Linked DNA regions of Homo sapiens: region 2 is linked to region 1. A link is an interaction called in ENCODE POLR2A ChIA-PET data of the cell type or tissue named here. Cell type or tissue: A673. All regions are shown on one strand.

Region 1 (5,000 bases):
CACCATAGAAGACAACCACCCAGCAAAAACCGCTGTTGACATCTTGGGACATTTGTCACCTGAACCCATTTCCTATGTTTAGGGGATGCACTGTCTTGAAGCACAAATGCAAGACAATCACTTTCCCAGCCTCCCTTGTGTGGCATCTGACGGAGGCTGCCCAGACCTTGAATCAGAGGCTAACAATGGGAAAACCTGTATGCATTCTGGGCACAGCATGAGGGGTTGCGGGAGGTCGGCTGCAGGAGTGAGCTCAGCGGATCTCTCTTGCTCTCCAGGTCACCCGGAGAATCTTAAGGCTTCCCCAAATCCTCTTCACAAATCTCTTTTTGTTGTTGTTATTGTTGTTGTTGTTGTCGAGACGGAATCTCACGCACAATCTCGGCTCACTGCAACCTCCACTTCCTGGGTTCAAGTGATTCTCCTGCCTCAGCCTCCCTCCTGAGTAACTGGGGTTACAGGTGCCCGCCACCACACCGGATAGTTTTTTGTATTTTTAGTAGAGATGGGGTTTTGTCATGTTGGCCAGGATGGTCTCGAACTCCTCACCTTAAGTGATCCACCCACCTCGGCCTCCCAAAGTCATGGGATTACAGGCGTGAGCCACCATGCCTGGCCCACAAATCTCCTTTCTGTCCAAAGTATCCAGCATTAGTTTCTTTGGCTTATAACCAAGAATCTTGGTGGGGAGAACATGTTGGCATGGTTGTGTGTTTATTGGTAGGATTGCACTATTCTTTTATTTATTTATTTATCTATTTATTTATTTTTTGAAAAGGAGTCTCGCTCAGTCCCCCCAGCTGGAGTGCAGTGGCATGATCTCAGCTCACTGTAATTTCCACCTCCTCCGTTCAAATCATTCTCCTGCCTCAGCCTCCCAAGTAGCTGGGACTACAGGTGCGTGCCACCATGCCAGGCTAATTTTTGTATTTTTGGTAGAGATGGGGTTTCACTGTGTTGGCCAGGCTGGTCTCAAACTCCTGACCTCAGGTGATCCACCTGCCTTGGCCTCCCAAAGTGCTGGGATTACAGGCGTGAGCCCCAGGCCCAGCCAGGATTGCACTATTCTAACGGTGTCGAGCTTTCCCCTTCTGCTGAAGAGCAAAGCACAAGGAGGGGCGTTTGCGGGGATGCAGCCTTCCTCCCTCCCTCATTCTCTCCCAGCTAGTGCTGCCACTAGAGCAAGGCTCTCTCCTTCCCCGCCTTTCCCACCAGTGGTAGAAGAAAAGGAAAGCATTTATAATAAAGCCCACTTTCTGCATTACAGAGGCAGGATGGGGAGGGCTGAGGGCCCAAGGTTCTGCCTGATTTGCTGACCCCCTCACAGAGGGCTCCAGGCAAGGCCCCAGGAGGGGGTGTTCATCTCTCTCTAACCAGGTCGGGCTTCCCTACTGAGTTGCATCCCCATTACCGTCAGCGATCTGCCACCTGGCCCACTGCTGACCACAGGAGCAGAGGCTTCTCTCACCTTCCATGACTTGAGAGGACTCCCAGAGGTCCAGGGCCTTCCAGGCTTGCACCTGGGGTGGGCCCATGACAGCCCTCCGTTTCATGCCTCCACCTGGTGGGTCATGCCCCCCAGCCTCAAGGCAGCTCCCGTGGGTCAGGGCTGCGCTGAGCAGGTGTTGGAGGCTGGGAAGGGCCTGGTGAAGGGGGCTCCCCACTGGCAAGGGACAAAGTCAGGGAGGGTCAAGAGGAAGACTAGATGTTCCAGTTTGTCCTTAGAGGATCTGGTTCCTCAGGTCCTGGCCACCCTATGAGTAGGGGAACAGGAAGTTTTGGCTTGCAGGGAACAACGTGCCTACAGGGAGGGCTGTCAGATGCTCTTCACATTAGTGATAATTAATCATCCTAATTGAAGCTGTCACCTACTGAGTGCCTACTATGTGTCTGGCACTTTGCCAGAGCTTTACAGACATCATGAGTCATAGCTAAGCCTCACAGCCACTCTGCAAGGCAGCTGCGGTCACCCTGCTTTAGAGATGAGGAATTGAGTCTCAGAGAGGTTAAGCCACTAGCCCAGGGTTACATGGTGTAGAGAGTAGGGCCTCCAGTGGGAGCCAGGTTGGTCTGAACCTCCAATGGAGAATGATCGATTGCTCTGAAGGCTGTCTCTGTCATGAGAGCCACCCAGGGTGTTCCTGGTTGTTGGCCTTCCCAGGACCTGGCCTTCCCAGGTCTCCCCTCAGACAGGCCTCGCAGGCGTCTTCATTCTATACCCATCTCCACCCCAGTGGGTCAGCTGGAAATGGGCTCAAAACTTAATCACACAATTACCTCAGCCGTGGCTTCCCTGCAGCCTCTGAGGAGGCAGAGTTTTTTCTCCTTTGCTGGTAGGTTTCTGCTGTCAAAAACCATCCCAGGGCTGGGTGTGGTGGCTCACACTTGTAATCCCAGCACATTGGGAGGCCAAGGCAGGAGGATCACTTGAGGTCAGGAGTTCGAGACCAACCTGGCCAACATGGTGAAACCCCATCTCTACTAAAAATACAAAAATTAGGTGCACATAGTGGCACATGCCTGTAATCCCAGCTACTCGGGAGGCTGAGGCAGGAGAATCACTTGAACCTGGGAGGTGGAGGTTGCAGTGAGCCAAGATTGCGCCACTGCACTCCAGCCTGGGCAACAGAGTAAGACTCTTTCTCAAAAAAAAAAAAAATTAGCTGGGCTTGGTGACATGCACCTGGGATCCCACACACTCGGAAGGCTGAGGTGGGAGGATCATTTAAGCCCAGGAGGCTGAGGCTGCAGTGAGCCATGATTGTGCCACTGCACTCTAGCCTAGGTGACAGAGTGAGACCCTATCTCCAAAATGAAAAAAAGAAAAAAAAACCCTCCTGGGATAGTATCCTGAGCTGGGACCAGAGCTACCTGGAGCCTCTTTGCCAGCAGCCAAGTCTTGGGTGTCAAGATGGCACCTAAGGCTATTACAATGAACTGAATGTTAGTGTCCCTTCAAAATCCATATGTTGAAATCTGAATCCCCAAGGTGATGGTGTCAGGTGGGGCCTTGGGAAGTGATTAGGTCATAAGGATGGAGCCCTCCTGAATGGGATTAGTTCCCTTATAGAAGAAGCCCCAGCAAGCTAGCTGGCCCTTTCCACCACGTGCAGACACAGCAAGAAGGCCTCATCTTCAAATAGAAAAGCTGGCCCTCACCAGACACAGAATCTGCTAGCATCTTGATCTTGGACTTTGCAGCCTCCAAAACTGTGGCAAAATAAATTTCTTTCTTTCTTTTTTTTTTTTTCTTTTTGAGACAGAGTCTTGCCCTGTCACCCAGGCTGGAGTGCAATGGTGCGATCTCGGATCACTGCAACCTCCGCCTCCCAGGTTCAAGCACTTCTCCTGCTTCAGCCTCCCAAATAGCTGGGATTATAGGCTCGTGCCACCATGCCCGGCTAATTTTTTGTATCTTTAGTAGAGACAGGGTTTCACCATGTTGGCCAGGCTGGTCTTGAACTCCTGACCTCGTGATCTGCCCACCCTGGCCTCCCAAAGTGCTGGGATTACAGGGGTGAGCCACCACGCCCAGCCGGAGAAATAAATTTCTATTGTTCATAAGCAACCCAGTCTATGGAATTCGGCTGTAGCAGCCTGAACAGTCTAAGACAGCTGTGCTCATGCCATTTCCTATGGACTTACAGCATCTGTCACTTACTTTTCACACACTCCTATGAGGTATCTTTTCAATGTTTCCTATGAGAAAAATTTTACACAATAGAAACAGTAGCAAATGACTTCTCAGAGTAAAATAAGTTTATTTGGTGGCCAGGGCCATGTAAGATTAACACCAGCTGCACTGGAAAATGGCAGCTGTTGAGAAGCCTTGAACATCTTCAGTAAAATGAGGAGGCTCACCCTGACCAGTCTGGGAACAAAGAGCTTTGGAGCCAAAGGGAGCAGGTTTGAGTCCCAGAATGGCCACTTTTCTTGGTTTCATCACCTCAGACAAGTTACCAAGCCTCTTTGAACCTTGGTTTCCTCAATAATGTCCCCCTGTGATGATCACATATGCCTGGCATATAGTCATTGTTTCATAAATGACACCTACTACCATTATTATTCACCCATAGCTGGATTAGCTGGGTCCTCTGCAGTGTGAATTATAGTGTGATGGGATTGGAGCTAAGGCTCGTCAGTGATAGGTGAGATTCTAAAACAGGTAAGGCTTGTTTTTTTGTTTGTTTGTTTTTTGAGACCGAGTCTCGCTCTGTCGCCCAGGCTGGAGTGCAGTGGTGGATCTCAGCTCACCGCAACCTCCGCCTCCTGGGTTCAAGCGATTCTCCTGCCTCAGCCTCCCAAGTGGCGGGGATTACAGGCGCCCGCCACCAAGCCCAGCTAATTTGTTGTCTTTTTTTAAGTAGAGACGGGGTTTCACCGTGTTAGCCAGGATGGTTTCGATCTCCTGACCTTGTGATCCGCCTGCCTCGCCCTCCCAAAGCACTGGGATTACAGGCGTGAGCCACCCAGACTGGCCCGAGGCTTGTTTTTTAATGCACCCCTCCTCCATGCTCCCTGTCCTGCTTAGCAGACCTCCAACATTGTCGTGGGTCCATTTCCTGAATTTTTAACTTTTTAAATGTGTTGAAAGATACTTGACATGTGTCCTAGCCCTCAGGTCTTTAGGCCTAATGACTAGTCAGATTGAGGCAGAAACTATCCCCTTCCACCTCCAAGTTTATTGTCTGCATTAACATGACTTTTTTTCTCCCACTGTCTTTGGTACAATAACTTTACTATTCCAAGAGTCTCTTGCCCAGGCAAATAACTTCATTGTTTATTACAGGAATTTCCCAAGAGGCCCATCAACTCTTCAATAGGCGAGCTTTATTTAATAGAAGCATCAACAGACATTTCACACCTAAGACATTTCAAACCCCTCGCCTAGCTGTTGCCACCAACCTGAAACTACTGTATCATTATCTCCCCCAATCCCAAGCAAGCCCCTGCATTGAAAGGCCCTCCTTAAACCAATCTTGAAATTCTCAGTGAGATCC
Region 2 (5,000 bases), 180 kb before region 1:
TCAGAATTGGGATGCAAACCCGGATTTTCTATGCCAGAACCTGAGCTTAATGATACTATTATTTTCTCTCTTTATGGGCTTTGTCAACATTCTTCAACATCTGCTCTATTTTTTAAAAAAATATGCAGTTTTTGTTGTTGTTGTTTTGAGATGGAGTCTCGCTCTGTTGCACAGGCTGGAGTACAGTGGCATGATCTCGGCCCTCTGCAACCTCCACCTCCCTGGTTCAAGCAGTTCCCCTGCCTCAGCCTCCTGAGTAGCTGGGATTACAGGCTAATGCCACCATGCTTAGATAATTTTTTTGTATTTTATTTTTTAGTAGAGATGAGGTTTCACCATGTTGGCCAGACTGGTCTCGAACTCCTGACCTCAGGCAATCTGTCCACCTCGGCCTCCCAAATTGCTGGGATTACAGGCGTGAGGCACCATGCCTGGCCTACAGTTTTAAATATAGAGACAAGGTCTCGCTATGTTACCCAGGCTGGTCTCGAACTCCTGGGCTCAAGCAATCCTCCCACCTTGGCCTTCCATAGTGTTGAGATTAAAGGCATGACCCACCATACCCAGTGATATCTGCTCTATTAACAGAGAAAAGCAGTTTCAGAAGTGAAAGAAAAGTTATTAGTGGTTTTTGTTTGTTTTAATTAGATATTTATATGTTTTTGAAGTAGAAAGTTTGCACTATCACCATGGTGGCTTCATACACACAGTTTTTTGTTTGTTTGTTTTTTCTCACACCTCTCAGGGATGAAAACGTGGCTAATTTCTTCTCACCCTTCAGGTCTCAACTTGGGGGTTCCTCTCCAGGAAGTCTTCCCTAATCTCCATGCTACCCCTGCCACCAAGTCCTCTTCAGTCTGTGCACTTGACCCCTCCTATGTTCTCTCTAAGAAGCTTACTATAATCTCTGTCATACCACCAGTCACACCATTGCAGTGATCTCAGCTCCTTGACAACAGGGTCTGTTATTTGTTTTAGAAATCGCAACATCCAGCATGGTGTTTGGCATGTCATAGGTACAAAAAAAAATGTTGAATGAATATTTGACTTGAAGTGCATTTTCAGACTTGCAGAATGTTTGGTGACTCCTTTTAGTCTGTGTTTTTGCACCAAACGTGACTTGTGATAGAGTGCTGCTTATGACGGACATTGTCCCTTTTGATCCTCTAGTCTTTCTGGTGAAGAAGGTTTGTTTTTCATATCCCTGAATCCTTGAGGTCATTAGCTGGGAGAGGAGTGAGGGAATGCTGTTAGCGAATTCCCTGAGTGAGGTGGAGGACACTGTTATTCTGCTTCCTTCTTCCCATGGTGAGAATGTGGCCAGGCTTTAGAGTTTGGAGGAAGATAATCACGATAACATTAATCCCCAGAAATTATCAGTAGTAGTTCACTGTTTACTGGCTGGGACTTCTGTTTTAATTACTGGCCAGGTCTACTCTGTTCAAACCCATAGCTATTTCATACAGCTTTATATTCCCACCAACCAGACCCAGGTTTAAACTTTGTAATTCGAGATGATAGATCATTCCTGTGTTCACTTCTAACCTGAAATCATCTTCTTCTCTACCATAAGTCTATAGACTAGCAACATCATCATATAGCAGAAGGCAGGAGAACTGCACACCATCCCACCACCACTATTTATTGACTGGGTGACTATAGGTAAGATAGTGAGCCTCTCTGGGCCTTAATCATCTCCTTTCTAAGGTGGGAGTGCTAAGATTTTATGTTCCTGAGACCATGGGGCTAAACTGGATTTTTTGTCAAGGTCCATTCCATTTCCATATTAAGATGCATAATTTATATGAAATATTCATCATGTTCTAATGCTCACTTAGAAGGACGATTAGAAGTTTTCTTCTCTGTAGGGATTATGCATGTATCATTTCTTTGTAATTTAGCAGTGTTGAAATCTTAACAAATGAACTTATTACATTCAGGGTTGTGATTTTAACCCCTACATTTTTCTGCTTTTAAGATTATTAATATCACATGGAGGCCTCTCTTTTTAAATTTTTCTTCCCAAGGTGGCTGTGTATCTTTTATTTTTTTTTCTTTAAGGCTAACAGCCTAATATGCCAAACAAATGTATACTGTCAGGCCATTTACCTGGCGATGCCGGAGCCCTCTGGGCACATGCATATATTTATATCAGTACATGAGATACATGCTGAAATGTTATTGCCTACACGCTTTAACTCTTTACTCTCAAAATTCAGTTCTTGAATGTAAAATAAAAAGACCTTACAATTCTGCTTTATTAAAGGCTTACTTCCTGAAGGCAGAAATCAGACAAGGAAAGTTAAGAACTGTTGTAATCACAAAAAATTACCTTCTTCAATATTACTACAAATACATTGTTGTCCTATTCACCATCAATAAAGAAACTACAAAGCATACAACATTTTTAAAGAGGAGGGTGTCTGTAACAGGTCTTCTAACCCTGTCATTCATTCCTTTTTCTACTATTCCATGTTGCTACAGCCTTCCTGTTTCCCTTTTTATCAACATTTTATTTAAAAATTTTTCAAAAATATAACAAAGTTTAAAGAATGTGTTATAGTGAACGCTTAACACAGCTGTCTCCTTAGATTCTACCATTAACATTCTATTGTACTTGCTTTCTTGGGTATCTGTCTATCCCTCAATTCATTCATTAATCCATGTGGGTTTTTAAATGCATTTCATAGCATATTGAAGATGTCTATATCTATACCTATTTCTCTTTTGATGAGTTTCATTTTTCTGCTAAAATTGACTGAGCTCAAGTATGCAGGCACAATTACCTCTTCTTACTGACTTATATAAGATGTAACTGGCCGGGCGCGGTGGCTCACGCCTGTAATCCCAGCACTTTGGGAGGCCGAGGCGGGTGGATCACAAGGTCAGGAGTTCAAGACCAGCCTGGCCAATATGGTGAAACCCCGTCTCTCCTAAAAATACAAAAATTAGCTGGGCATAGTGGTGTATGCCTGTAGTCCCAGCTACTTGGGAGGCTGAGGCAGAAGAATCGCTTGAACCTAGGAGGCAGAGGTTGCAGTGAGCCGAGATCGTGCTACTGCACTCCAGCCTGGGCAAAAGAGCAAGACTCCATCTCAAAAAAAAAAAAAGACTATAGTTAAAGATGTAACCCATATCACTGGCCTTATCAGTACTATGCTGTCAGCCTGTGCAAAGTGGTTTTCATAGAGTTGACCAGTGACATTCTAGATTAGCACCAATAGAAATATAATGTGGTTTTAGCTGGGCATAGTGGTGAGCGCTTGTAGTCCCAGCTACTCCTGGGGCTGAAACAGGAGAATCCCTTGAGCCCAGGAGTTCAAGGCCTGACGGGGCAGACTATTATTTTAGTGAAGCCCCATCTCTAAAAGTAATAATAATTTCTAAACATTATAAAGACATATAATGTAATTTTAAATGTTCTAGTAGCCACAATTTAAAAAGTTAAAATTAACAGGTCAAATAGTTTTAAATTTTATTTAAGCCAGCACATCCAAAATGCTATCATTTCAACATGTAACTTAAAATTATTAATGGCCGGGCATGGTGGCTCACACCTGTAATCCCTGCACTTTGGGAGGCCGAGGCAGGCAGCTCATTTGAGGTCAGGAGTTCGAGACCAGCCTGGCCAACATGGTGAAAACCCGTCTCTACTAAAAATACAAAAATTAGGCCGGGCATGGTGGCTCACACCTGTAATCCCAGTACTTTGGGAGGCCAAGGTGGGTGGATCACCTGAGGTCAGGAGTTCTAGACCAGCCTGGCCAACATGGTGAATGAAACCTTGTCTCTACTAAAAATACAAAAATTAGCCAGGCCTGGTGGTATACGCCTGTAATCCCAGCTACTCAGCAGTCTGAGGCACGAGAATCACTTGAATTTGGGAGGCAATCACTTGAACTTGGGAGGCAGAGGTTGCAGTGAGCCGAGATTGCACAACTGCACTCTAGCCTGGGTGACAGAGTGAGACTTTGTCTCAAAAAATAAAAATAAAAATAAATAAAAATACAAATACAAAAATTAGCCAGACATGCTCACTTGAACCCAGGAGGCAGAGGTTGCAGTGAGCCGAGATCGTGCCACTGAACCCCAGCCTCGGCGACAGAGTGAGACTCTGCCTCAAAAAAAAAAAAGTTATTAATGAAATACTTTACCGTCTTTATTATAGTAACTTTTATACAAATCCAGTACATCTCAATTCTAATTAGCCACCATACTTTAAGAGCTCAATGATAGTAATATGTAGCTAGTGGCTTCCACGTTGGACAGCAGTTCTAGACCTTCAAACATAAGGAGTACCTTCCTCCTCATAAATTTCCATAGTCTGTCTATACTGACTTAGCAGACAAATTTCCTAATAAGTGCAAAAGAAGTAGTGATGTTCATCACAGCAAGCCCTAATTATACTGTTTCATGTTAAGGTCGGTTTTAATTTTAGTTTCCTTGTCAGAAAGTTCTTAGGATTTTTTTTCCTTTATTCATTTGTCTTGATTTCTTTTTGTTTTGTTTTGTTTTTTGAGACAGGGTCTCGCTCTGTTGCCCAGGCTGGAGTGCAGTGGCTGCAACCTCTGCCTCCCAGGTTCAAGCGATTCTCCTGCCTCAGCCTCCTGAGTAGCTGGGATTACAGGCCATGCCACCACACCTGGCTAATTTTTGCATTTTTGGTAGAGATGGAGTTTCACCAGGTTGGCCAGGCTGCTCTTAAACTCCTGACCTCAGGTGATCCACCGTCCTCGGCCTCCCAAAGTGCTGGGATTACAGGCGTGAGCCACCATGCCTGGCCTCTCTTGATTTCTTGACATATGTGCTCAGTTGAGTTACATTCCCTCTAGCAATGTTGGGTTATTTTATTACTTGTCTTCTATCCTTCCTCTAGTTTCATACCCCACTAATATATCTTCTCTGATTTTCACTAGAGCACTCTCTCTAAATGAGATAAGATCTTTAAGTTTCTCTTATCAAAATAAAAAACACATGCTGGTGTTAAAATATTAATCAGC

Evidence for each region. ChIA-PET counts read pairs that join two places held together with the same protein. Peaks named below come from ENCODE experiments on the same cell type or tissue, not always from the same donor. Only the 100,000 strongest peaks of a DNase experiment are listed, where the experiment ranks them.
Region 2: POLR2A ChIA-PET joins it to region 1 with 5 read pairs; 22 of 35 experiments call an interaction of 5 or more read pairs at or near these places.

Annotation. Positions count from the first base shown.
Region 1 is chr14:35,389,271-35,394,270 of GRCh38, forward strand. No RefSeq gene overlaps it. Among named protein-coding and RNA genes, the nearest start is that of NFKBIA, 13 kb to the right of the region's middle. RefSeq lists a silencer at 1,733-2,027. In A673, no CTCF peak of the experiment used is centred here; a DNase peak (open chromatin) is centred at 1,891; H3K27ac peaks cover 548 bases.
Region 2 is chr14:35,205,053-35,210,052 of GRCh38, forward strand. All of the region lies in intron 5 of PRORP (protein only RNase P catalytic subunit), which reads left to right. The region is part of intron 5 of PRORP-PSMA6 (PRORP-PSMA6 readthrough); the gene reads left to right. Among named protein-coding and RNA genes, the nearest start is that of PSMA6, 85 kb to the right of the region's middle. In A673, no CTCF peak of the experiment used is centred here; no DNase peak of the experiment used is centred here.